Linked DNA regions of Homo sapiens: region 2 is linked to region 1. The links are chromatin loops, found by intact Hi-C in ENCODE. Cell type or tissue: dorsolateral prefrontal cortex. All regions are shown on one strand. Links, peaks and the distances in the headings refer to the core of each region. The heading gives the core; the rest is flanking DNA. Region 1 overlaps RAB30 (RAB30, member RAS oncogene family). Region 2 overlaps DDIAS (DNA damage induced apoptosis suppressor).

The links. A loop is a pair of places that touch in the nucleus more often than their neighbours do. Peaks named below come from ENCODE experiments on the same cell type or tissue, not always from the same donor. Only the 100,000 strongest peaks of a DNase experiment are listed, where the experiment ranks them.
Region 2: a loop joins it to region 1, with 2.8 times the contacts of the local background. A loop is called at or near these places in 12 of 110 quality-filtered maps.

Annotation. Positions count from the first base shown.
Region 1 is chr11:82,983,645-82,995,491 of GRCh38, forward strand. RAB30 (RAB30, member RAS oncogene family) reads right to left here. Exons shown (of 5, transcript NM_001286060.2): 3 at 10,395-10,478; 4 at 3,943-4,126. Among named protein-coding and RNA genes, the nearest start is that of SNORA70E, 52 kb to the right of the region's middle. In dorsolateral prefrontal cortex, for the core only: no CTCF peak of the experiment used is centred there; a DNase peak (open chromatin) is centred at 5,777; H3K4me3 peaks cover 931 bases; H3K27ac peaks cover 8,000 bases.
Region 2 is chr11:82,921,927-82,933,773 of GRCh38, forward strand. DDIAS (DNA damage induced apoptosis suppressor) reads left to right here. Exons shown (of 6, transcript NM_145018.4): 4 at 6,851-7,012; 5 at 8,231-8,348; 6 at 9,806-11,847. Among named protein-coding and RNA genes, the nearest start is that of DDIAS, 26 kb to the left of the region's middle. RefSeq lists a silencer at 3,052-3,101. In dorsolateral prefrontal cortex, for the core only: CTCF peaks have their summits at 5,548 (motif pointing left) and 5,749; no DNase peak of the experiment used is centred there.

The DNA of each region.
Region 1 (11,847 bases), core at 2,592-10,591:
GCTGGTCTTGAACTTGTGAGCTTAAGCGATCCACCTGCCTCGGCCTCCAGAAGTGCTGGGATTACACGCAATTGAGCCACCGAGCCGGGCCAACAGAGTAACTATTTCAAGGTGCTTAAGATACAGTAATTTAACAGTGCAACCCCAGTGGTATATAGCCTAAGGACAAAAAGAATTGAAGGAAACAATCTTGAACTGTTTCAGTAATCATCTTTTTGGTGGTACTGTTGGTATTATTATTCTGAGGTTGCTATCTGTGTATTATGGGATAAAGCAAATGAGTAATTATGCTGGTACCATTGGGAACTGGGACTTTTGGCATAGGAAAAAGGAAATATAAATATAAAATTAATGTGGTTAAGTAAAATTTCTGCAGTCCTGAATTATAAATAGAAGTATCAGTATGAATAATTCATGATGTATTTTATCTTTAAAAAGTTTTCCACCTACCTCAAATTCTCCAGGAAACCTGACAAAGGTGTGTCAATTGTATTATCTGGCAACACCGCTTATGGTAAAAATGACCCCTGATTGATAAATGACTTCTGGCCTGGGAATTCTATCTAAGAATTATAAATACCTAATGGAAAGCCATAACTTTGAGCTTCCCTGAATGTGGTGACTTCATTTGAAGAGACCCTGGAAGTTATGATTGTGGAGTTGTTATAATAGATTTAGTCTCCTATGGGGTATTGAGGCTGCTAGGCCAAGGCAGATCCTCCATCTGTTTGACATGAGCCTTGTTCCCTCATACTAGAATCGTCTGGGGGTTGCGGACTGGGTAGGAGGTCCTGGAAAATTACGTGGACTGCTACTGGGATTACTTCCACTGAAGAGGGTTGCCGGATGCTGATCTGCTGTCAAGCTGTATTTCCTGTCCTGTGTCCTTCTAAGTGAACACGATGCCACGCGTGGTCTACGGTAGTCTTGTGAGTCGGAACGCTAGCAGAACCTAATAGGAAAACTCTCTTGAGGATACTACAGAATCCACCACACACATGCACACATACACACAAGCTCTGTCCACTGAAAGGCCTAAAAACAATGGCCCATCAGGAGGGCTCCTAACACCTCGGTTGTGGCCTCTAAATACGACTTCCCATTGAAAAGAAAGCACTTCTTGAAGAAATGGCTAATTCCAGGTCTGGGGCAGGAAATGCACAAGTTGTGGCTGGAACACTTGTCATACCAGAAAGCAAAAAAATTATCCAACATTCCTGGGGTCATGTCAAAAGGACTCAGGAGCCCATTTGAAGAAGCTCCCACTGGCAAAGTCGGAACAATGGGAGCATCAATAATAATAATTGCAAGGGACTGAAATACATCAAATTTACTTATTTAGTTAGTTTTTGAGACAGAGTCTCGCTCTGTTGCCCAGGCTGGAGTGCAGTGGTGCAATCTCGGCTCACTGTATCCTGTGTCTCCCAGGTTCAAGAGATTCTCCTGCCTTGGCCTCCCGCTGGGATTACAGGCATGCTTGGCTAATTTTTTGTATATTTTAGTAGAGATGGGGTTTCACCATGTTGCCCAGGCTGGTCTCAAACTCCCGACCTCAAGTGATCCACCCGCCTCAGCCTCCCAAAGTGTTGGGATTACAGGCATGAGTCACCATGCCCAGCCCATCAAATCTATTTAAATCTATAAATTTATAATAATATTACAAATATAAACAGATGTCAATAGTTAACTTTTAGAAGATACTGGAGAACCAGCTTATTACCTTGAAAAGTGGTGAACAAAAAAGAATCAAGCATTCTTCCTGCCTGTTCTATGAGAACTACCCCTCAGAGTATGATATATGTAGTGTTTTGTCTAAAAAGAAAACCAAAAAAATCCTGACTCTCATCAGGCCTCTAGACTTATCTATAAATCTGCAAGAAATATAGGTGATGGAGGTGATATCAAATGACACCTTGGGGCGATAAAACAAAATTTAGACTTGTAAAGCCTATAGGTCAAACAAATGCATTAGCAAAAAATTCTAAGAGAGAAAAAAAATGAGAGTGGAAACTTCATAAAAAAGGATGAAAAGATGTAGCTGTCAATTACAACATATGGACCTTACTTGGCTTTTTTTTTTTTTTTTTTTAAAGAGTCTGGCTCTGTCACCCAGGCTGAATGCAGTGGTGTGATCATAGCTCCCTGCAGCCTTCAACTTCTGGGCTCAGGTGATCCTCCTGCTTCAGCTTCCTGAGTAGCTGGGACCACAGGTAGATGCCATCATGCCTGGCTAATCTCGCTACATTGCCCAGGCTGGTCAGAACTGCTGGGCTCAAGCAATCCTCCTGCCTCAGCTTCCCAGAACACTGAGATTACAGGTGTGAGCCACCATGCCCGGCTTCTGGACCTTATTTGGATCTTAATTTGAACAAACAAACGAAAAAAAATCATGAGTCGATCAGGGAAATTTGAACACTGTCTAAGTTTTTAAGGATACTAAGGAATTGTTAACATATTTTAGGTGTAAAAATGCCACTGAGGTTAGGTTTTCTTTTTAAAAATCTATTAGAGATATACACAGATATTGAAACATGAATTAATACAACCTCTGAGATTTGCTTCAAAATAATCTGAGGGAGAAGGTGGACAGCATTGCTAGGGAAGAGAAAATAAGATTGGTCATGAGTTGGTAACTGTGAAAGCTGGGAGATGTGTAGAAGGGGATTCACTATACTGTTTCTCTACTCTTGTTTATGTCTGAAATTTTCCATAGTAAAATTGTGTTTTAAGCCAATTCCTCTTTCATATTGAACTAACTGTCTCCCCTCAAATCTTCATTTACCTTCCTTAGATAAAATCCCAAGTAGTAATGCTTTGACTCAAGTTCCCAAAGGCTTTCTGTAAAACAGAAGGTACAAATGCAGACCTCTCAAATGCTTTATGGCAAAGGTTCAACATTGTCCAAAAGGGTTTTACAGGGAGCACTAGCTCATAGAAACACAGATGCTTCATCCAGCAGCCTGAAGGAAAAGTCCAGCAATTTGTTACAACGTAACATATTACAGCTGGACAACTACAGGGCTTGGAGTTGATCTTACATGCTATGTGACCTTGGGAAAAGAACTTCACCTCTTTGAGCCGTGGTTTCCTGATCTGTAAATCAGGGATCATGACACATAAAGTTCCTCGTATCATTCCTGGCACATATATACCAATTATAACACTATTCTAAAGTGTTTACTGAGCTTATTATTAACCATAATTTGTAACTTAACAATGCTTCTAAGGATCTCTACTCAAATTTCCCTAATTCAGGTATTGCTAGACTATATAGGAACGTTCCTTTCTAGGAAGAAAATATGTTAATGATCAAATGGTTACTAACACTTTTCCACTACAAACAGAGAAGTTTTTAATGACCTGGTCCATTTCAATGCATATATCAGTCATGATAGAAAATCAAGGGTTGTTTTGTGCTTTCCCCCCATACTAAATAGAGGTTTTATTCTCCTACAAGATGAAACAAACTACAGCATTGCCCTTAGCAGATTCTTTCTGAAACACAGAATTTCTCAAATCAGCCTAAATGTTAGGAAGGGAAAAAAAATTACCAAAATCCACCTTTTAGGCAATAAACAATTGCTTCAATAATGAATTCCATATCAACTTAAAAGATACATTTTTCTTCTAGAACAGCCATTCCTTTCATCTTGTAATTAGACTTTTTAAATTTTTAGCAGCTCACATAACTTTCATGGCCATCCAACTTCTTCCCTAGAGCCTACATTGATAGAAAATGTTTTCTACTTTATTTTTCTAAACTGTCACCATGGGATAGGACCTATTTCATTTTCTCTTCAATTGCAGAAGAACTGAAGGTTGACTGCATGAATTATTAGCTAAAGACTATATTCTTGGAAGGCACCAATGTATAAGCTTTATGTGATTATAAATCCTCTAATGCCCACAAATCAATTTCCCTCCTCGTTAGCCCTTACTTACCCACTAACACAGTGATGACCTTGTTGCTGGCATATTGTTCTATCTCCCGCAGCCACTCAGGAAGGCAACGGAAGGATTCCTCACAGGTAATGTCATAGGTGAGGATCAAGGCATTGGCGCTTCGGTAGTAACTCTGGGTAATGGACCGAAATCTCTCTTGACCTGCTGTGTCCCAGATCTGTAGCTGTAAAGGCATAAGATAAGAATCAGGTGAAGAAGGATCAGGTTGGAGAAAAAAAGAAAAAAAAAGCTTTGCCTTGCTTTGGTTTGAAAATGGGTACACCTTTACCCAAACAATTTCATGGTTATTTTCTGCCCTAAAAAAAAAAAAAAAAAAAAAAAAAAAAGCACTGAAAATTAAAAAAAAAAAAATCTGTTGGGTGTGTTTCTGGTTAGGGAGAGGGGCTTATTTTGTTTTGTTTTGTTTTTTCTTTGTTAAGAGTTTCCTTTTCATTCTTAAAAAAATACATATAGGAAATTCGTCAAGCATTTATTATGTGCCAAGCTCTATTCTAAGCATTTTACCTGTGGCAACTCACTTATTCCTCACAGTAACCCTATGAGGTAGATACTATCATAATACCCATTTCTTGCATGAATAAACTGAGGCACAGTAAGATTAATTAACTTGTTCAGCATCTCATAGCCAATATGTCCCAGAACCAATTCAACCAGGCATTGTGGTCCCAGAGTCCCCGTTCTTACTCACAATGCCATATTACAAAAGGCATGATACAGGGCAAGCTGTGACTGTTGGCATTTAATCAGCAACTGGAGGGAGAGCCAACCTCACCACTTTTCCAGTTCAAAATTCAAATGGATGTATTAAGGTATTATCTTTGTTAAAGAAAACAGGAATCATGCCATGGCAGACAACAATATAATTTTCCTTCAGGTCTCTTAAGTTCTATGACCTTGGCCAAGTCACTTAATCTCTTTGGGCTTTGATTATTTCTTTATAAAAAGTGGTTAATAACACACAACCTGCTGAAGGTTCACTTTTTCTGCAGTTATCTACCAGTTCTAAGTCCTAATAACTAATAATTCTAATAACAAAGAAGAAGACAATACTTGTCAATTTCCCTGCACAGAGTAGACAACTACTGAAAACGAATTATTCTCCAGGGTGGCTGCTAAGTGTAGAACAAAACACAAGGCCTTGAGAAATAAGAACATCAACAAAAACAATAATCTTTCCTTCTAATTGCACGAATTTCACAGGTCACAGGTGTATTCATGTCCAGGGACATAAGATTGCTTCCTCAGGAAGGCTTTCCAGAACCTTCAGATTAGGCTAGGTTCCCCACCCCCCCACCCCACACAGTCTCTCTTGCGATACATCCTGTCATTCTCCCTCATGGCACCTGACATGCCTGAATCATTTATTTGTAATAATTTGTTTAATAGCCATCTTTCCCACTAAACTGAAAGCTTCATGAGGGAGACGTCAGGGTCCATTTAGAGCAAATAGAGCACTTGGCAAATAGGAGGTGCTCAAATATTTACTGATGGTCTCATTTAATCTTTACAACAATCCAGTGAGGTAGGCAAGTGTACACCTCCCCGTATTAATGGAAACTGTCCCTTAACTAACTGGTTATTCACAAAGCTAGGACATGGCATCCAGGCCTTCTATTTCCAGTTGAGGACTCATTCCATGCTCCCATGCTGCTGTTGCCACCAAAGACTAACTAAAATGTGCATCTGTATCCAAAGAGGATGAATCCATTGCTGTCACCCTCTGCTCATACTAGCTTAGCTAAAGAGACTGCTGAGTGACCCGTAGTCCCTGCCATGAATCAGCAGCACACAAAGGCTCTCCTTTGATCTGCAGTTGCAGCTGCTCTTCGATGATACACATGAAAGCCTGTGTATGCTAAAGGCCACTGTACAGATGTTACGGTTTTTGCTGGGACAAAGGCTATTTCTCTTCTCTGCCTCAAACCTAGGGACACGGTTCCCCTCTGCCAGGATGTGTCTTAGAATAATGGGCTATTGTTTTAAAGCTGCACTGAGCCCCTAAAACACTTGTGATTGCGATTTAGGAACTGTTCAGTATTAGAAATCAGTGTGTTCCCACATCTTGAGAACAGCTTCGAGGGTTAAAGTCACTGAAATATTTTCTAGAACAGCGATTGTATGAGCATGCCAAGATATGTTACCTTCTCATAGGGGGCTGCCTGTTTCTAGCTGACAGTTGATTATTGAGGATATTCATATTCTACTGCCTTTGTCACTCAACTTGGTTTCACCATTCTCTGCAATTCATTTGCGCCTTTCGGCATCTATAGGACATTAATATATGCAAGGTACTGTGCTAGGCACATGGAGTATATAAAGATGAATAAAACACAGGGAGGATATAAAGATGAATAAAATCAACGCTGATTTCAAACAGCTCACAGTCTATAGAAAGGACACACACAGTTAATTAACTATAGCAGAATACAAGATGTTCTATTAAAAAGGAAGAGAGCGTCTCCTGCTGTTAGTCTCATGCCTGTCAATATGTTTTCAATACTGTAGCCACGGGCTTTCTAACCACTCTCACCTTCAGCATGTGGCTACATTGTTTGTCTACTCTCTTCTCTGCACCACTACTTAAACTCCATTGCCTCACCGTCATAATAATGTACTGCAATCATTGGTTTACTACTCTACTACTGAGTTCTTTGAGAGCAAAGGCTGTCTTTTATTTGACCTTACACCCCCAGTACCTTCCTAACACAGCACACAGCACGTGGTAGAAACATTTGAATGATGGCTAACTAAATGAACAAAGGATTGTGGAATCACAAGGGAGGAACTGGTCAATTCTACTTAACAGATTAGTAGGGTATTAAAGAAGATTTCACAGATGGAGCTAGATGATAGTAAGTTCCTAAGGGGCAGGGATGCTTTACCACCACAGTGCTTGGCACAAAACATTTACTACAACACAGGATGGAGGAATGAATGGATGGACAGATGGTTGAAGAAACAAATACATATAAATACTTTCATGACTCTCCTATCTATCAACATAGATCTGACTGGAAAGAGATACAGCAAATCTTCTATTTCTATTATGATTTATCTCTTAAGGCTAAAATGGTTTAAATTGAGCTTAGAGTTTTTCTTATTACTCATTAATTTATAATAGACTAAAATATATATGAGAAAGTTCTGTGTTTTTTCCATTTTTTTTATTCTGCTAAAACATACATAAAATTTATCATTTTAACCACTTTTAAGCATACAGTTCAGTGGTCTATATATGTTTTAATTATATTTTCTACCAGAGGTCACCTTCATAATGCAGACCCTTTTAAGAGAAGGGCCTCTTCATTAATTTTGTTTTTACTGATTTGGCGCTTACTTGGCCTTAATAGCTACAAAAATCTAATACCTTGGATTCCCTGCCTTCAATCCTGGGAGCCATCCTGGAAAAAATGATACTTGTAGAGGACACTGATGAGGGTGTCAGGAGAGTGGTCCTGCCACTCACCAAGCGGGTGATGCCATACGAATCACTGGTGGATTCTCTTATCCACTGACTTTATGAGGCTCTGGGAAAGCCCGCAAACTACTAGCAAAAAGACACTTTAACATCACTGAGAAAAGATACTCAGTAAATGTTAAAGAAGAAGGATGACAGGCTGGATGTGGTATCTCATGCCTGTAATCCCAGCACTGTGGGAGGCTGAGGCAGAAGGATTACTTCAGCCCAGGAGTGATCAACATGGCAACATAGTGAGACCCCATCTCTACAAAAAATAAAAATAAAAATGAATAGCTGGGCATGGTGGCACACACCTGTAGTCCCAGCTACTTGGGAGGCTGAGGTGAGAGGATCACTTGAGCCTAGGAGGTCGAGGCTGCAGTGAGCTGTGATTGCACCACTGCACTCCAGCCTAGGCAACAGAGCAAGACCCTTTCTCAAAAAAAAAAAAAAAAAAAAAAAAGATGACAATAAGACAACTATGCAGTTCTGCCCTCTTCTAAGAAAGGATTAAAGAAGTTGTTCCTCATATGCCTACATGTTAATGAGGCCCTTAAATTCATGTGGTTGAAGAGGGCCACCCTGTATCTTTATTTTATATATTGGGCTTGAAAGAATCACAGGCAAGTTGATTTGGACTGGATTTGGGAGATGAGCCAACTGTCACTTTTTATAGATAAAGTTCTAGAAGCCTGAAGAAGTACTGGGGATAGAAAGTGTGCTGTGAATACAAATATGAGTAAGACACAAACCTTGCTCTTGGGGAGCCTGTGGCCTTATGGTGGAGTCAGATGTTATAAAAATATCAATTTTTGCAGTGTAATAAGCACTTTTTAAAATAAGGTTTGCAGAAAGTAGAATAAATGGAATATTTATGCCTGGGAATTCAGGAAAGAAAAATAAGCCTGTTCTTTAACAGCAGGGACCATTCCTTATTCACCCTTATTTATGGCCAGTGCCTGGAAGGTAGTAGGCACTAAATCAAATAAATGAACTCATATATATATGAATGGAAAACCCAAATATCTGGAAGTAAAATGCATGAAATAGTAGTTATCTTTACCCAACTCCTTGGGTAACTACCTCCCCTCCACTAGGACAACAGAAAGCTACAAAAGGCTCCTCCCATCAATGCCTCCTGAGCACACTCCTGTCTCTCTTTCCTGTCCCCACAGCCTAGCTCCTTCTTCCCACCCCCCACACTATTTTTGTTCACTTTTTAGTTAGCATTTATGTGGATTTCATACCCTGCTTTTATCTTCCAGTGCTCCAGCTCCCCATTCACTGCTGTATTTGGTGTGGATGTCTCTGCAGTATGAGCTATTTTAAGGAGTCAGGGCTGGAAGAGACACTGAGAGAGCTTCTGGCCCCCATTCAAGGACCTCCTCCTAAACACTTCTCTGTGATGGCAAGTATCTAGAAAATGCTGAAGAGCATTATGGAGCTTCTCTGCTCTTCCCAAGGCACTCAAAGGAAGGAGAGCATGTACGTATGGGAGAAGGATGCAAATAAATGGACCCAAACATAGGATGCTTAGGTTGGGAATCAAGGTAGAACTCTAAAATGCCAGTTTTCATTGTGCTGCTGATAGCTGGGCTATCCTTCCTTTCCTTCCTTCTTTCCATCCCTCCCCCAGCCTTCTCTCTCTCTTTCTCTCTCTCTGTCACCAACACACACACACACACACACACACACACACACACACGGTCTCGTTCTGTCACCCAGGCTGGAGTGCAATGGCACAATCATGGCTCACTGCAGACTCAACTTCCCAGGCTCAAACAATGCTCTCACTCAGCTTCCCGAGTAGCTGGGACTACAGGCGCATGCCACCATGACCAGACAATTTTTTATCTTTTGAAGACATGGAGTCTCGCTATGTCTTCAACTCCTGGCCTCCCAAAGTATTGGGATTATAGGCGTGAGCCACTGTACCAGGCCTTGGCTATCACTTCTTTCCATAAAACCCAGCTCTGAAGAGCCAACTGTGGAACTTCAGTAACTCTGACGGCAGGTAGAGCACAGTGCCAAACATCAGTATATTTATCCTCCTTCCAGGTGATTTAGTCTCCCTTCACATTTCTTTCCATCACCTTCCTCCTTTCCTTGCTCCAGGTGATAGGCCTAGTGTGCCTTTCTTCCCTTCTTCTTTCATGGCAGAGGAGACCCCAGAAAGGCAGTGGGGTGTACTGGTTGGTGAAATGGGTTCAAATCCTGCCTGTCCCCCTTCCTATACTTATCTATGTGTAGCCATGGATAAGTAAGTTATTTAACCTCTCTGAAGCCAGTAAAACGAGGATAATACCACTTACCCCACAGGTTTACAGTAAGGACTAAACTAAATATAACATATGTAAAAGCACCCAGCAGAGGCACTGACAGATTGTAGGTACTCAATAAACATTCTCTCCTTTGTCCTGTTCCTGGACACACCATACTTCTTCCAAGTACCAAATCATCCAGAAGCCACAAAGGCTGGAGGGGCAGGAAGCAGGGGCTAGAGAGCATGTATCCTTTCCCATACTCCTCATTTAGTGTCTTTCCTTTTTAGAGACAAGGATATGAGAGGAGACAGGATAATTTAAATAAGTGATTCATAATGAAATGTAGAAATCGGGAGGCTCTTTCATGGGGCTGCTGTTTAGAGGAGGTAGCACCTGCTTATTGGCCCAGCTCAAGAGATCCAAAAAGAAATTTCTTCCTTATCTTTATGTCACTTGTGACATGACAGGAGACAGGACAAACTTGCCTTAGCCATTTTCTGTCTTCTAATCTGTAAACACATCATCCAAAATTCCTTCCTTCCCCCATAAAAAAGACTAGAAGAACTCTGGAAATAAGCCATTATGGCTGAGTGCATTGTTTCCATGTGGGTTTCAATTAGGAGATTTAATAAATGGTTATGAAAGCAGTACTTCCCCTAACCTCTCACATAGCACCTGACAACCTTAGTGAATATTTAGCACCTTACCTTTACTTTTTCACCATTAATCTCCACTGTCTTAATCATAAAATCAACTCCAATTGTGGCTCCTTGACCTGGGGGGAAAAGACCCTGAAGAAGAAATAATAGAAAAGAACAGCTAAGCAAATATTTCCATTAAATGAAATTTTCTCCTCTCCCCCAGCAACACCCATCACCGGAGTCCTTCCTTCAGCTGAGGTGACTGGTAGAAAAGAGAACTCTGGTTACTCTCAAGGGAGCCCTGTGCAACTCTGTATGTATGTCTTGAGGGAAAGAGAAAGGAGGGAGAAAGTGGGAGAGAGAAATGCTGAAAGAAGAGGAAAGAGACAGGAGGACAGAGAAAAGGAGATAAAGACAGGTGAAGGAGAAAATTGAGAAAGGGCAGGGGAACCTGATTTTAAGAATGAAAAAGAAAAATCAGACACGAAGATAAGATTGAAGGGCATGCGACCACAGGGATGAGATCAGAATTGGAAGGGTCAGGGCAAAATGGATAGGTTCTTTCTAAAAGATAAAATCAAGGATACTTAAAACTAGTTATCAGTCTTGAGCATGGACAGCCACGGGAATGGGCAACAATATGAAAAAACAAATAAGAACTCAGCATGAGAAGCGGGAATAAGACAGTTTTGGGATCTGTCTTTTTGGATCTCCTGAAGCTTCTGAATTTTCCTTTGCCCCAGGGTGATCACTGTTTTCCTCAGTACAATGTACCATGCATGTGTAATTACATGGGATCAAAGCCAAAGACACTGGGAAGATAATCTAAGAAAATTAAGTCATCAAGGAGACAGTAGGGTAGAAACAGCACTAAACCAGGAGGCAGCAGCCTTAGGATCTCTGTGTAACCTCAAACAAACCACTCACCCTCTCTGGGCCTCAAATTCAATGAGTTTGAGGCTGATGTAAGCCATTTTAAAACAAATAAACAAAATGCTTTACTTCAAACTGGAAACTTAACCAGAAAGATGAGATTTTAACAAAGGTACAAGTATAATTTATGCAATTTACTATTACATAATGTTTCCTATACGCTTAGGGAGGGAGTTGGGAGTAGCAAGAAATTCTGTCAAGAAAGAACTCTTCACCCAGTTTCTCTTCCCTCTTCACTTATATTCCAGAATTTCCAGAAATTAAAGTAAAATGGACGTTATTAGTTCTGGCAACTATGACTCAGATATCTTTAATTAAGAATTATTTAAAGTTTTAGCTTAAAAGACTGAACTTCAAACCAAAAGAAAATGTTCTACTGCATGTTTGCAAAAGATGTAAATATAAACATTCATAACTTTACTTTCAAATATTGAATCAATTTTCTTCTATTTTGGCTTGGCTCAGATACAAAAGCTGTCAAGCTTCAAGTTTATAGCTCCAGATGTTTTGCACCTCAACAAATGCCAAGAAGTTAAACGAATTCTTCCCAATGTTTCACCTACCATTTTGTTCCCAACCTCTGTGC
Region 2 (11,847 bases), core at 2,489-10,488, 62 kb before region 1:
TTGTTTGTCTGAGAAAGACTGTATCTTTCCTTCATATATGATGTTTAGTTTCACTGGGTACAAAATTCTTGGCTGATAATTGCTTTGCATGAGGAGGCTTAAGATAGGGCCCTAATCCCTTCTAGCTTGTAGGGTTTCTGCAAAGAAATCTGCTGTTAATCGGATAGGTTTTCCTTTATAGATTACCTGGTGCTTCTGTCTCACAACTCTTAAGATTCTTTCCTTTGTCTTAACTTTAGATAACCTGATGACAGTGTGCCTAGGTGATGATCTTTTTGTGATGAATTTCCCAGATGCTCTTTATGCTTCTTGTATTTAGATGCCTAGGTCTCTAGCAAGGCCGGGGAAGGTTTCCTCAATTATTCACCCAAATATGTTTTCCAAACTTTTAGATTTCTCTTATTCCTCAGGAACACCGATTATTCTTAGGTTTGGCTGTTTAACATAATCCCAGACTTTTTGGATGCTTGGTTCATAATTTCTTATTCTTTTTTCTTTGTGTTTGTTGGATTGGGTTAATTTGAAGACCTTGTCTTCAAGCTGTGAATTTCTTTCTTCTATTTGTTCATTTCTATTGCTGGGACTTTCCAGAGCATTTTGCATTTTTGTAAGTGTGTCCAGTGTTTCCTGAAGTTTTGATTGTTTTTCTTTATGCTATTTCCTTGAATGTTTCTCCCTTCACTTCTCGTATTGTTTTTTGGATTTCCTTGCGTCAGGCTTCGCTTTTCTCTGGTGCCTCGCTGAATTCTTTTTCAGGTAAATCAGGGATTTCTTATTGGTTTGAATCCATTGCTGGTGAGCTAGTGTGATTTTTTTTGGAGGTGTTAAAGAGCCTTGTTTTGTCATATTACCAGAGTTGGTTTTCTGGTTCCTTCTTATTTGGGTAGGCTCTGTCAGAGAGGCAAGGTCTAGGGCTGAAGGCTGTTGTTCAGATTCTTTTGTCCCACAGGATGTTCCCTTGATGTGATACTCTCCCCCCTTTTCCTATGGATGTAGCTTCCTATGAGCCGAGCTGCAGTGATTGTTATCTCTCTTCTGGGTCTAGCCATCCAGCCAGTCTGTCTGGCTCCGGGGTGGTATTCAGGGTTTGTCTGCACAGAGTCCTGTGATGTGAATCGTTTATGGGTGTCTCGGCCCTGAATACCACACAGTATTTGGGGTGTCTCCCAGGTCCTGCAGGAGCAGTCCACTTCCTTCAGAGGGTCTGTGGGTCCTCTTGGGATTCCTGGTTTGTTCTTGCAGTTGTTCTGGAGCTAAAATTCATAGTGCGAGCCCCAACATGCTGCTTTGTCCGAGTTGGAGCTGCAATCTAATCCTGCCTCCCATCCGCCATGATGATCTAAATCCTGGTGCTTATCTTTTCTACTGTTGTTTTTGCTTTCCCTTTTTCTTACTTGGAATCAGTTGTAAGCCAACACAGGAAACAGAAATTCCTCATGTTCATTTCCCCATTGCTATAGCACTGCAAGCTTATGACAGAGGAGTTCCATGCTCTTGCCTTTGCAGAAGATCTTAGAGATGCTGAAGAACAGAGAGACGTCCCTAAATATTTTCTTTGAACCTGAAATTTTTAGTGACTATAATCATAATAAGTATTTTGTGCTTTATGGAATTAACTTTCTTACCTCCAAGATCAGATCAGTAGATTGAATGTAGTTTTCAATCTATAGGTATTCTGCAGAGCCTTGGGGCTCCATGGAAGTGCTTATGGAGGGAGATGGGATTAGAGTAGTAATAGTACCTAGTGCTGAGTAGTAGGTAAGACTCTAGGGCCCCCACGTTAGTTTCAACAAGATCTCTATTCTCATCCTTATATTAGTGTTCCAAGTTAAATTTCATTTGAAAGGGGGTTTCATTATGTAAATATACAAACATAGACATACATCTATAAAAAAAAATGTGTACAAAGTTAGTTCGGTCCTTCATATGAAGCAGTAACTACACATACACACACAATAGTGTATGTCTGTACTCTCCCCAGATTATAAGCTGGAGAAGGGATTTATTTATCCAGACAAGCTATCTACATAGAAATTGCCCTTCTGGGTGACTAATGGGACCCATAATTCCTTTTAGCCTAGAAATCCATTTCTAACACTAATAACTTTCTTTTCCTATCTTAAAATAGGACTCATCGCTCAGAGGCTACCTATCCTCTCCCCCATTCCCAACTACCCAAAAAGTTTATATCATTTACTTAAGCAAGTCAAATTTAATTTCACACATATAGATCATAGTTTTCTTACTTTGTGGGGGAAGTGATATGTGGAAGCATTAAGAGATATGTTTTTTAAAATATGTCTCATTACTTTGTGTGTATTTAATCTGGGTCTATAAACTTGGAAAGGGATGTTATATAATCATATAGTCAGGATATTCTTAAGCTGGAATCTGTGGATACATTATAGGTATGTATGACTCCTCCAGTCCCTAAGATATGTAGAATATCGTGTTCATATCTGTTTTTTGTGGGGAGAGAGTGAGTCCATTGCTTTCATCAGATTTTTTAAGGTTTTCAAGACTAAGAAAACATTAAGGATTACTTATCTCACCAGTTCTTCTACATCTGGGCTAAATATAAGTACGCTAGAAAAATAAACAAATGAGGCTGGGCATAGTAGCTCATGCCTGCAATCCCAGCATTTGGGAGGCCAAGATGGGAGGATTGCTTGAGTCCAGGATTTTGAGACCAGCCTGGGCAACATGGTGAAACCTATCCTCTACCAAAAATAAACAAAATTAGGCAGGCATCGTGGCATGTGCCTGTAGTCCCAGCTGCTCAGGAGTCTGAGGTGGGAGGATCGCTTGAGCCTGAGCGGTCAAGGCTTCAGTGAGCCAAGATCATACCGTTGCACTCCAGCCTGGGCAACAAAGCAAGACCTTGTCTCAAAAAAATAAATGAATAAAAATAAAAAAAAAACAAATGAAACTTGGTATTTTTTTAACTGGGATCAAACAAAAAAGATAGCAAATTACAGCTATTATTTCAGATAGATCCTTTCAGAGGCTCCTTGAACTCAAATCTATTTTCATAATTCTAAGGCATTATTTGCCTTTTCACTTTCAGTCTCTCATGAGTGCATAATGGAGTTTCCCAGAGGCTACATAACACGTACTATCACAACAGATTGAGCAGAGAAGCAGATATGAGAATCCAGCTGTCTTTTTATGAAACCAGACATTAAAGAGATTTGCAAAATGTAAAACAATGCTGGTCTCTTCTTACTAATTTTTAAAATTTGAAAAACATAACTATTTTTCATAAAAGTATGTTTTTTGTGTTAACCATGTAAAGGGTCTGTTTTTAATGAATTAATATTTTTTTGATTTCTCAGTTTTAATTTCTCACTTTCATTTAATTTCTCGTTTTATGAGAAATGTAGATAGAAGCCAGGTGTGATGGCTCACGCCTGTAATCCCAACACTCTGGGAGGCCGAAACAAGAGAATCACTTAAGCCTAAGAGTTCAAGCCTAGTCAGGGCAACACAGTGAGACCCCCATCTCTACAAAAAAATTTAAAATTAGCCACATATGGTGGCATGTGCCTGTGGTCCCAGCTACTCAGAAGGCTGAGGCAGGAGGATCTCTTGAGCCCAGGAGTTTGAAGTTACAGTAAGCTATGATAGCACCACTGTCCTCCAGCCTGGGCAGCAGAATGAGACCCTGTCTGAAAACAAACCAAAAAAGAAATATAGACAGATATAAGATAAACAAGTTCTATGGATCTAATGTACAGCTTGAGTGGTAATGGATGATGTGTTAAATAATTCGACTATGGTAGCCAGGTGCGGTGGCTCACACCTGTAATCCCAGCACTTTGGGAGGCCGAGGTGGGCGGATCATGAGGTCAGGAGATCGAGACCATCCTGGCTAACACGGTGAAACCCTGCCTCTACTAAAAATACAAAAAATTAGCTGGGTGTGGTGGCGGGCACCTGTAGTCCCAGCTAATCGGGAGGCTGAGGCAGGAGAATCGCCTGAACCCAAGAGGTGGAGGTTGCAGTGAGCCAAGATTGCACCACTGCACTCCAGCCTGGCCAATAGCGAGACACTGTCTCAAAAAAAAAAAAAAATTTTGACTATGGTAATCATTATACAGTGTAGACGTATTTCAAATCACCATGTTGTATACCTTGAATATATTCAATCTTTGGCAAGTAATTTTTTTTTTTTTTTTTGAGACAGGGTCTGGCTCTGTCACCTCCAGACTGGAGTTCAATGGCACAATCTCAGCTCACCACAACCTCTGCCGCCTGAGCTCAAGCAATCCTCCCATCTCAGCTTCCTAAGTAGCTGGGACTACAGGCGCATGCCACCACGTTCGTTAATTTTTGTATTTTTTGTAGAGACACAGTTTTGCCATGTTTCCCAGGCTGGACTCGAACTCCTGAGCTTGAGTGGTCTGCCCGCCACAGCCTCCCAAAGTGCTGGGATTACAGGTGTGAGCCATCACGCCTGGCCCAAGTAAATATTTTTGAATAAAAAAAATAGATACTATTCACATAAACAAAACTCTTTGATATTCTCAATAATTTTTTAAGAGTATTAAAGGAGTGTGAAACCAAAAAGTTTGAAAACTGCTATTCTGTAACAAATGACATTTTAGAAATATGGGTGCCTCTAGAAGTTAAATCGGGACGGTGATGTGAATATGTTGTCTATATCCTTGTTTCTCAAAGTATGGCCTAAGGTACATCTGCATCAGTATTACCTGGGAGCTTATTAAAAATGCAGGATCTTGGGCCTCATCCCAGACTTCCTGAATCAGAATCTTCATTTTAACAAGATCTCTGGATGATTTGTATACATATTAATGTTTGAGAAGCTCTAATCTGTATTACACCACACTAACATTTATTTTAATCCAGCATCGTTCCTAAAAGGATTAAAGAAAACTATATAAATAAATATCTTCATTATACATATGTACTTTATAAAAATATATATAGTTTAATATGTAAATGCATGAACACTAATAGACATAGTTTTTTGAGGCTATTATTGATACTGTCATTGCAAGCAGTTCTTTATTTTAACCATTTGGTCCCACTGTTATCATATCATAATATCAGAACTTCATGATACGAGTTCACAGTCTTGGGTTTGGGTCATATATTTACCAACTTTGTCATCTCAGATAAAAATTCAAACTAATTTCCCCATTTGTAAATTTTACCTATAAAAATGAAATAATGTATGTTGAAAACATTTGTAAACTGAATGCTAATGCATATTAGTCTAAGTTTTGCTAGGAATTTTACATTAAACCTGTATGCATTATTGCATAGCCTTTAAAGAAATTCCAATATATATTTTAAACAGTTCATTTCCCTAGAGTTTGGTACTAATGGAGTTTTATCCCCTAGTGAGTCAATTACCTTTAATTCATTCTATGGCTAACCTACAGCACAAACTCTAGCAGATTTGTATAGGATTATATGAATGGGTTGGTATAGATCTATCCTCAGTATGGCAGAAGAATAACAGCACAGATCTAATAAAGGTGAGTCACTTTCAGAGCTACAGATTTTAGACTCCCCCTAGTGGCCATCTGGCAACAATCAAATTTATACAACCATCTTTCACCTTGCTTTCTGTTTGCCTTTTGCCACTCTTTTTTAAGATCTTTAGCAATCTGAAGAAAAAACAAAATTCTAGTATTAGCCATTACCATAAAATGTTTTTAGGTGCTTGTTGTATTTCAAAAAAATTTTTTAAACTATTCTGTCTGTTAAATAAAGTTAACCTAACTGAGGGGTGGACATTAAGAACCTGAAAGATAGAAATCAGAGTTATAATACATTGCAAACTAGAAGAGAAGTTAACAGTACAAGTGACAGTAATTATCACAATACTTGATATAATTATGAGGGAGAAGCAGACTAACACTAATTTCACAGTATTTGCACTAGACCCTTTATTTGTCTATTTTAATCCTTCTTCAGCCCTGGACTTCATAGATGAGGAACTCAAGAATTTAGTAACTGTCAGACAATGAGTACATGGCAATAGAGTTACACTGCCATGTAGATGTGTACTTTTTGACTAGAAAGCCTTTAGCCACCATTACATACTGTCTTAAAAAAACAAGTTAAATTGCATGGTTTTCATATCAAATTTTATAATCTGATAAGTTATCAACATAGTCTAATGAATTAAAGAAAGTAATTTTCATTATGGTGAGAAAAATGCAATTAAGTGCTTTGTGTATAAATAGGTATTAAATATTTTGAGATTATTTTTTGTCCTCTTTTTTTTTTTTTTTTTTTTTTTTTTTTTTTTTTTTTTTGAGACGGAATGTCACTCTGCCCCCCAGGCTGTAGTGCAGTGGTGCGATCTTGGCTGACTGCAAGATCCACCTCCCGGGTTCACATCATTCTGCTGCCTCAGCCTCCCAAGTAGCTGGGATTACAGGTGCCCATCACCACACCCATCTAATTTTTATGTATTTTTAGTAGAGACAGGGTTTTACCGTGTTAGCTAGGATGGTCTCAATCTCCTGACCTGGTGACCCACCCGCCTCGGCCTCCCAAAGTGCTGGGATTACAGGTGTGAACCACCGCGCCCGGCCTTTTCGTCCTCTCTTTCATGCACAGTTCTCCTTTAGTTTTCCATCAATTTGGTATGTATTTCTATCAACTTGGGGCTGTTTAATTTAAATCAGTAACGCTAACTATTCTGACTAGAGAAATTTAAAATAAGTTGATCTGAAAGAGTTTAAGAAGAATTTGAGTTGTGTAGGAGCATTTATACACAAAATGTTATTTTAAATTTTTACTGTTCTGGATTTTTCATCATATGAAAAACATTTAATGAACATCTCCACACTTTTTTCCACCACTTTTCTAGGTCTAATTGTCCAAAATGTGGCTCTACTGGTGAATCTGGAAATGCCAATTACAGATACAAACTTTCCTTAAAAGTTGCAGAATCAAACAAATTGTTTGTTATTACTGTATTTGGAAGTTGCTTAGATACATTTTTTGGTCTTACTGCCACTGGTTTGCACAGGTAAGAATACTTAAAACATCCTTTTTCCTGACTGCCCTTAGAATTTGAAGATACAAGTTTATAAGGCAATATGCATTTTTGTAGAAAGATAATCATTCAACCCCAGATTGTCAATTCCTTTAAAAGACAAGCAAGTAAGAAAGATGTTTATTTCCTGAATACATATTATGATGATATTAAAACAGTCTCCTTTTATTTAGGGTAATTAATCTGTAATTAGAATATTAAGTTATAAATCTCTAATCCAAGTTACAGAAATAGAGGCTAAGAAAGTAACATCATTTCAAATTGAAGAATTATCCAAATTGAGGTTAGCATTGAAACAGTTAGGTTCCCCTGAGGCAGAAGAATCTATTTGAGGGAATATTTGCATTTCAGAAATTGAAATTTTATTTTTTATCTGTATTGCAATTTAATTTGCATAGTTTGACCTTTTACGACATTGTCCTGAGAATATAAGAATAAGCAATTAAAGCTTTTCTTGGCCGGGCGCGGTAGCTCACGCCTGTAATCCCAGCGCTTTGGGAGGCCGAGGCGGGCGGATCACAAGGTCAGGAGATGGAGACCATCCTGGCTAACACGGTGAAACCCCATCTCTACTAAAAATACAAAAAATTAGCTGGGCATGGTGGTGGGCGCCTGTAGTCCCAGCTACGCCGGGAGGCTGAGGCAGGAGAATGGCATGAACCCAGGAGGCAGAGCTTGTAGTGAGCCAAGATTGCACCACTGCACTCCAGCCTGGGAGACAGAGCGAGACTCTGTCTCAAAAAAAAAAAAAAAAGCTTTTCTTCCCCCTCAGTCTTCTGCCCTCCTCCCCTAATCACATGCAAGAAATCTATGTCCACATTTTTGTGCTTGAGACAATAAAGGGACCACAACCAGGCTTATCAGAGAAAAGGGATGACTTTTTCCTGCTTTCAAGTGAAGAGCTAGAGATGCCACCACTATTCCCACTGCCACTTTTATTTTTCCTTATAATCATTGCCGGGCCTGATGGTTAGGCAGGTAACTACTTTACTCCCACTTGATCAATTGGTTTTGTTGATTTTTCTGTGCTATGAGAAACTAGAGAGAACAAACTGCCTGGCTCTTAAAGTCACTTTTTTTCCTCTATAAAAGGTTCATGCTGCATTTTCAAATTAATTGTGTCTCTGACTTTATGGCAAGTAAAATTTCAAAGTTCATTGCTTCACATTTTTTACTTTTTTTCCAATCAAGGTACATTCAGGATCCTAATAAAATTCCAGAAACACTGGACAATGATACAACTCAGAATCTATTAACTAAAGCAGTTGAAACTTGCTTTGTTGGACAAAGCTTTATTTTTGGAGTGACGGTAATTGAGACTAGCTTTCTTTTTAATAATCTGTTAACATTTCCATTGTAATGAATTATGTGAATTTTCTAAATAGTTGTTAGGAGTTCTGTACATGTGAAGGCCTGTAGAAACACTTTAAACTATGTAAAAATAGCCTATAGGTGGTCTGTTAAAACACCATGTGTGACAACTTCCTCTTTCGAAAGTCAGGGGAGCCTACTTCAAATGCTTTCAGAGCTTAAAAATATAAATTTATTATATATTTAGAAATGTTAGATATTTGTTTTTGGTATTTAGTATTTATTTTGCCCTCCGGATTTTGTTCAAATTCTATAGTAAAACTTCCACCAATTCTCTAGCTTTTTAATTCTGTCTTCTATAAAAGAGAATAATGGAACACTGAAGGCAAAGTATCTTGAGTATTGATAAGAATACTAAAACTAGATTAAGAAAGATGGTCTTAAATATAAAAGTGACTGTAGAAGAAGTTAAAAAAAAAAGAAGTTACTCCTTTGACTTTGAAGGAGTAATAGTTTTCTGTCTCATCTATGCTAAAGGGAACAAAGAGACATTTTTTTCCACACTGGAATCAGGGTTTTAAAAGAGGACTCCACAACAGAAGAGTGAGAAAAATCCAAAGGGAAGGTAGAATCAACGGCTACAGAGCTTTACTTGTTAAAATCGTAGACAGTCCTTTTCTCTCCTCTCTTCTTTTTCCTCCTCCCCTTTTTCCCCTCCCCTCCCCTCCTCTCTTTCCTTAGCTAAAGAGAACTATGATAGTTGCCATTTATTGAGCCACTGCTATTTTCTAAGCACTGTGCAGTTTTCCATTTTATTACTAAACAGTAATCCTGCATTTTTATTTTTATTTTTATTTTATAAAGGAGAAGACTCAGGTTAAATAAATTGTCCAAAGTCTCAACACTATTAATAAATGCGGGAACTAGGATTTCTTCAAATCAGTTTAAACAAGCTCTTTACTCTAAGGTTTATATTCTCTTACATATGCTACTTTGCCTATAAAACTAACAGAATCGAAATTGGAATTGGGGGATGGAGGTAATAGTTGTATCTGTTTTAACCTTTTAAATCTGTTTATTTTATTTTATTTTTGAGACAGAATCTCACTCTGTCACCCAGGCTGGACTGCAGTACCAAGATCATGGCTCACTGCAGCCTTGACCTCCCTAGGCTCTGGTGATCTCCCACCCCAGCCTCCTGAGTAGCTGAGACTACAGGCACACGCCACCATGCCCAGCTAATTTTTGTGGGGGTATTTTTTTTAGAGGAGAGGTTTTACCATGTTGCCCAGTCTGGTCTCAAACTCTTGAGGCTCAAGTGATCTGCCTGCCTCGGCCTCTCAAAGTGCTGGGATTACAGGCATGAGCCACTGTGCCTGGCTAAATTTCTGTTTCATGTTTAAGTAAATGGAAGACAATTTTATTCTTACTTAAATTTCTTTGCTTCTTTCACAGAATTTTGAAAACCAACCTGGACAAGGTTCAGATGCCAGTAACTTCTTACAGCAATGCTCTGACCACAAAAGAAAAGCCAAAGCACTAGTGGCTTGCCAGATTGTTCTACCAGACCCAGGTATTGCAGGCTTTACTGTCATTGACTACTTCCATCAACTTTTGCAGACTTTTAATTTCAGGAAACTTCAGTGTGACTCTCAGGCACCTAACAATCACTTACTTGCTTTAGATCACTCAAATAGTGATCTCAGCAGCATATATACTTCTGACAGCACTTCTGATTTTTTCAAGTCCTGCAGCAAGGATACTTTTTCAAAATTCTGGCAGCCATCACTTGAATTCACTTGCATTGTTTCACAACTAACAGATAATGATGATTTTTCAGCTTCAGAACAAAGTAAGGCCTTTGGTACTCTTCAGCAGAACAGAAAGTCCATCTCCATTGCAGAGGCCACTGGTTCCAGTAGCTGCCATGATCCCATTCAGGATTCATGGAGCCTTGTTTCATATATGGATAAAAAGAGTACAGCAGAAAAGTTGGGTAAAGAACTTGGCTTACAAGCTAAGGAGCTGAGTGCAGTTCACAGCAGTCATCATGAAATTGGAGTTAATGACTCTAATTTATTCTCTTTGGAAATGCGAGAGCCCCTTGAGTCAAGTAATACAAAATCCTTCCACAGTGCAGTGGAAATTAAAAATAGGTCCCAGCATGAGCTACCATGTTTTCAGCATCATGGTATAGATACCCCAACTAGCCTTCAGAAGAGATCTGCATGTTGTCCACCTTCGTTACTCAGACTTGAAGAGACAGCCAGCAGTTCCCAGGATGGTGACCCTCAAATTTGGGATGATCTGCCATTCTCTGAAAGCCTGAACAAGTTTCTGGCAGTTCTTGAAAGTGAGATTGCTGTAACCCAGGCAGATGTCAGTAGTAGGAAACATCATGTAGATAATGACATTGATAAATTTCATGCAGACCACAGCAGGTTATCTGTGACTCCCCAGAGAACTACTGGAGCCCTGCATACACCACCTATAGCTTTAAGATCATCACAAGTAATAGTCAAAGCAAACTGTAGCAAAGATGACTTCCTTTTCAACTGTAAAGGAAATCTAAGTCCTAGTGTTGAAAAGGAGTCACAACCAGATAACAAAGTAGAGGCTGTCTCTGTAAATCATAATGGAAGAGATATGTCAGAATATTTTTTACCGAATCCTTACCTGTCAGCTCTGTCTTCATCTTCAAAAGATTTAGAAACAATAGTTACTCTTAAGAAGACTATCAGAATCTCACCACACAGGGAGAGTGACCATTCTAGTCTAAATAACAAATATTTGAATGGATGTGGAGAAATATCAGTTTCAGAAATGAATGAAAAGTTGACAACTCTGTGTTATAGGAAGTATAATGATGTCTCTGATCTTTGCAAATTAGAAAATAAACAATATTGTAGGTGGTCCAAGAACCAAGATGACAGTTTTACAATTTGCAGGAAACTTACATATCCTTTAGAAACTCTTTGCAATAGTCCAAATAGAAGTACAAATACATTGAAAGAAATGCCTTGGGGACATATCAATAACAACGTAACACAGAGCTATTCTATTGGTTATGAAGGTAGCTATGATGCCTCTGCTGATCTCTTTGATGATATTGCTAAAGAAATGGACATTGCAACTGAGATTACCAAAAAATCACAGGATATTTTGTTAAAATGGGGAACATCTTTGGCAGAAAGTCACCCTTCAGAGTCTGATTTTTCACTGAGATCACTTTCTGAAGACTTCATCCAGCCTTCACAAAAATTATCCTTGCAAAGCCTATCTGACTCTAGGCATTCAAGAACATGCTCTCCAACACCTCATTTTCAATCAGATTCAGAATATAATTTTGAAAATAGTCAAGACTTTGTTCCATGTTCACAGTCAACTCCAATTTCAGGGTTCCACCAAACAAGAATTCATGGGATAAACAGAGCTTTCAAAAAACCTGTATTTTATTCAGATCTTGATGGTAACTATGAAAAAATAAGGATTTTCCC